Linked DNA regions of Homo sapiens: region 1 is linked to region 2. A link is an interaction called in ENCODE POLR2A ChIA-PET data of the cell type or tissue named here. Cell type or tissue: OCI-LY7. All regions are shown on one strand.

Evidence for each region. ChIA-PET counts read pairs that join two places held together with the same protein. Peaks named below come from ENCODE experiments on the same cell type or tissue, not always from the same donor. Only the 100,000 strongest peaks of a DNase experiment are listed, where the experiment ranks them.
Region 1: POLR2A ChIA-PET joins it to region 2 with 14 read pairs; 1 of 35 experiments calls an interaction of 5 or more read pairs at or near these places.

What each region holds. Positions count from the first base shown.
Region 1 is chr11:113,805,372-113,807,871 of GRCh38, reverse strand. USP28 (ubiquitin specific peptidase 28) reads left to right here. Exons shown (of 26, transcript NM_001346252.4): 20 at 1,288-1,383. Among named protein-coding and RNA genes, the nearest start is that of CLDN25, 27 kb to the right of the region's middle. RefSeq lists a silencer at 1,187-1,236. In OCI-LY7, a CTCF peak has its summit at 1,288 (motif pointing left); a DNase peak (open chromatin) is centred at 1,271.
Region 2 is chr11:115,420,244-115,422,743 of GRCh38, reverse strand. The region is part of intron 1 of CADM1 (cell adhesion molecule 1); the gene reads left to right. Among named protein-coding and RNA genes, the nearest start is that of CADM1-AS1, 25 kb to the right of the region's middle. In OCI-LY7, no CTCF peak of the experiment used is centred here; a DNase peak (open chromatin) is centred at 1,273; H3K4me3 peaks cover 2,261 bases; H3K27ac peaks cover 1,714 bases.

The sequences.
Region 1 (2,500 bases), 1.6 Mb after region 2:
CCAATAGCTGATATTTTCTCGTTGCAAAAAATGATTGTCAAGAAAGCCTATTTGGTTTTGACCTTAGTTACCATTATTTAAAAGATAGCCATGTTTCTATTGTATAGCGCTCCCAGCATATGTATATCTACCCAGGCTTATACTTAATGGGGCCACTGCAGAGTCTAGATGGCTCAGAAAAGTAAAATTAAGTTCCCTTTTTGGTATTATGGACAAAAGATTGCCTTCTAATTTAAAATAGGGAATCTTTTTTTTGGATATTAGTCCATTGTTTTACCTCCAGATATAAATTTTTCAGTTGTCCAGTGAGCTAAACAAATGTGGATTGAAGTTATTTTTAATTGTAAAGGAATTCTATAGGAAGAAGCTATAGAACCCCAAGTTGTTTGTTGTCTGTCTCCTCTTCAGTTGCACTGCACATAAACAATAATGAATTCTGTCTCTCTCAGATTTCTGTTTTTTTTCTGTGGGGTATTTAAAAAAAAAAATCATTGACAAGGCTGGGCACGGAGGTTTACGCCTATAATCCCAGCCCTTTGGGAGGCCAAGGCGGGTGGATCACCTCGGGTCGGGAGTTCAAGACCAGCCTGGCCAACATGGTGAAACCCCTGTCTCTACTAAAAATACAAAAATTAGCTGGGCATGGTGGCATACACCTATAATCCCAGCTACTTGGGAGGCTGAGGCAGGAGAACCGCTTGAACCCGGGAGGCGGAGGTTGCAGTGAGCTGAGATCACGCCATTGCACTCCAGCCTGGGCGACAGAGCGAGACTCTGTCTCCCAAAAAAAAAAAAAGTCCTTGAAAAGTTTTTACTTTATGGAGTCATATTTGTATAGTCGCTAGTTTCCAGACTATTTTAAATGTACTGTTTATCCTAGTAAAACTCTAAAGTATTTGTGTGTTTAAGATATACACCCAAAGTACAGAACTAAATTGGAATTCTGACCTTAGACACTTCCCCTCTGAGAACTATAATTTAACTTAATTCTTCAGCAGTGCCATATTGGGAGATATTTTTAGGCATACATCTTTCTTTATCCTACTGAATTAGAACATAGAGCGTAGGAATAGCTTGTCTTGGGCAGGGTGTTGACATTATATAGAAGGACAGAGGCAGTGGGTGCACATAGGAATGGGTGTGTGAAACTCAGCTTGCAATACATGCTGGCCAAAGAGCACACTGCTCTGCTGCCCTTTAGCACTCTGTTCAGCCTGCTTTCATACAGTCTTCTGCTGAACCTTTCTTCTCTCCTTTCTCTCTGTGTTTTGTGCCCCCTTGTGGTAGGTGATGCTGAGCCCTGCCATGCAAGGGGTCATCCTGGCCATAGCTAAAGCCCGTCAGACCTTTGACCGAGATGGGTCTGAAGCAGGGCTGATTAAGGTATCTCTGTTTTTAAAATTCTAATTCTTACAATATAGGCATCATAATATTGGGGAAATAATTCTATAAGAAGGGAAAAAATGGGGTTAAGGCTGGGTGTGGTGGTGTGTGCATGTAGTCCCAGCTACTCAGGAAGCTGAAGTAGAGGCTCACTTGAGCTCAGGAGTTGGAGGCTGAAATGTACTGTGATTGCACCACTGCACTCCAGCCTGGGCAACATAATGAGATCCCATCTCTTTAAAAATAAAAAGGACTGGGCACAGTGGCTCACACCTGTAATTTAGCACTTTGGGAGGCCCAGGAGGGAGGCTTGCTTGAAGCCAGGAGTTCAAAACCAGCCGGGTCAACATAGTGAGACCCCCATCTCTACTAAGGAATTTTTTTTTTTTTTAATTAGCTGGGCATGGTAGCACATACCTGTAGTCCCAGCTAATTTGGAGGCTGAGGCAGGAGGATCACTTGAGCCCAGGTGTTCAAGGTTGCAGTGAACCATGATTGTGCCACTGCATTCCAGTCTGGGTGACAGAGTGAGACCCTGTCTCCAAAAAATAAAAAAAAAGTCTTCTGTGAAGTGAAATATGAGACTTCCTTTCCTGTCCAACTGATGAACAAGCTGTTCACTTCTCTTCTCTTGACCCTAACCCAGCCTTGGCTAGCAGTAACATTCTCTGTGACACCTAGCCTAGAGGGCTTTTCATTGTTGTTGTTAGGAGTTGTCTGTTAGTAACACTGAGTTAGATTGTGCCTTTGTAATTTTGAGGCCATAACAAAGTAGGCTGTGTTTTTAAAAATACTTGAGTAAAATTGCATTTGTATAGATTCTTTAAGTTTAAGTCATTGACACACAAGGATCTGCCTTTTATAACAATTAAAACTAAATATTTGTTTTTCTGAGAACTTTATGAGAAAACTGAATTTCTTAAGAGTACAGTAGGCTGGGCGCAGTGGCTCATGCCTGTAATCCCAGCACTTTGGGAGGCCAAAGTGGGTGGATTGCTTGAGCTCAGGAGTTTGAGACCAGCCTGGGCAACATGGCGAAACCCAATCTCTATCAAAAATACAAAAATTAACTGGGCATGGTGGTATATGCCTGTAGTCCCAGCTACTTGGGAGGCTG
Region 2 (2,500 bases):
AAAGATCAGCTTATAGTTTTTCTCTTATGTTTTCAAAGGGCACAGCGAACTATCTGTGCTGTTCCAAAGAGTTGCACTTGTAAAAGGGTCTATTCAATTTAGACCAGGATCCAGAAATGTAGGTTATGGCTAAGAGGATGAGATAACAAATAGATGTGTTCAGCTTCTACAACTGACTTGGTAGTTTAGTGGCCATGTTGTCCCTGTTGAGATGGGAAAGCTTTCTGATTGGTATGTTACAGCTCACCGCTGCATCAGGCATTTCTTCAAACCAGCATAGTGTTGTAATTGGAGATCATCTTCTTGAAGATGGAGCCTTTTATTTTTGTGGCTTTCTGGGGAGTTGTAATGCCTGCCTGTTTTTCCTTTTAATCAGATGTTTGAGAGCTGCAGCTTCGGGTCAAACGAACATATTCACACCTGATTTTTACAGTATTTTTTCAGCAACTTGAGTATTATGTTTAAATGGAAAACTATCCTGAATAGTCCCCTTTTAGGAAATAGTCTGTCTGAGAGCGGCATTTTCCAGCATTTGGTGGATTTGAGAGAAGGCACTGACACCTGTAATTTGTAACCCAGTTAAACTCGTTTATCTTGCCTGGACACACCTGTGGACAAGAAGCAAGCTGCTGATTTTAAGTTCAGCTGCGTAATTTTACTTGTTTGCTCAGATGTCCTTTAATTTATTTTCTGGGGACCTGATGACAGTAGCAAGATTTTAAAGTTAATTGCTAGATTCAAGGACAAGTCCCATGAATGGGCTGGAAGCATACCCTTAGGGCATAAGCCTGTGTGCGGATCTGTGACAAAGCCCTAATTTTGAGTTTATGTAATCATCGTACCGAAATATTTAAGATGGGAATCTATCAAGTCTTATCTGTTGAGACGTGATCCCTTTTATATCTGGCAGGCCTCATGCAACAAATTTCCTTTCTTTTAAGTGATCTCCAAAGCTGTCAAGTTCATTTGAGTGAACTGTGCTTGAGAGAAACATGTACAATTTTCTCTGGCAATGGCATGCTGCTGATGACATATTTTTAGAATTAGCTTTTTCTCTCCCCCACCCTTCTAGAAACTGAACTTTTATTTAAGCTCCCTGCTGTTAACATTGGAAAGAAAGTTTCCTGTGCCAATGTTTGCCCAAATGGAAGAAAATGTTTGCATTTTGTATGCAGTGTTCATAAACTTGATGAGTCTAACAGTTTGGCACCGCTGGTGAGCGCGTCTGCTTTGAGTTCTGAAGGGCAGGCAGAAATAGTGTAGTGAAGCACTGCAGCTACTGTGAAAAGGTGTGGCTGAGCTGCTGTGTTGAGATGCGACAGGTCGAGAATTCAGAATTCATTTTTCCTAGTGCTTTGAAGGTCAGTAGTTAAGAGAGACATCTCCCACTTGTCAAGTAGTTGTAAGCAAAAGAATCATTTCTTCCCTCATTCATTTGGTTAAGGTTAGCTGAAACACTGGCTTGCTTTGATTTCTCTGGGCAAGATTGTTTTAGCAAGGCCGTTTGACTCTCTGTTTCTGTGCTTTTGGTTTTAGTTTCAAAGATCTTGCCAAACTTTGCCAGGGCGCATTCTGGTCTTCAAACCCTTTGTTCTGAAAGCTGGTGCCACCAAATTGAATAATGTGCAACATGTTATAGACCCACTGTAGAAAATAATTGCAGTTTGTTTTAACATTAAGTTAAATTTTTTCTGTATGCAATGCAAAGGTCAAGGAAAAAGGCATTAAAAAACATCCCTGCACAAGTGAGTCATTTGCATAGAAAATGCTCCACTGGATGATAGAGTATGAAAGCAGTAGGGAATTAACTGGTAAGTGTATGGCAAATGACCTAGCCAAGGATCCAAGCAAGAATGATTTGTTCCAAGAACCAGTGTAAGACGATTTAGGAAGATGCACTTTTCTTTGGCCCTCATCCTACAGCAGCATTGAATCAGGAGAACGAAACAGCCTTGGCTTTGTTCATCATCAGTAAGCCAAGAAGATCACGGCATGGGTCATTAAGATTTACAGCTCAAATGTAAATAATTCAGGACCCACAAACAATAATTAAAAAACCAACTGCGGCACTGCATGTAGTCAGGTCCTCTGGGCCTCTTTGAGTAGGAACCTCTCCTGTTTTGGCTGGAGACCTGTCCATCTGGGTACAGATGGTTGTAAGAGCTTTTTAATGACCTTTTCTAATGCTGGTGAATGTGTCTTTGGACACCATCGTAACCAATGGATGAGGAGGGTGGAAACAGCAGGATGGTGGCAGCTGAGGAATTAAATGTCCTGAATTTGTTAGACATCTGCAGAAACATGCAATTTGTTGGGCAGAAAATTGTAAACAAAACAGACTGAGTCAATTATCAATACACCTGTGACACCCCGGGATGCCAGCTTTGGCTGACAGCTTTTAACCAGCTGAGGAGCAGGAGGAAGTTCACAATGATCAGGAGCAAGTCAATTCCAAGTTTTCTGCTATAACTTGTCCCCTTGCTTGTGTGGTGATCTCCTG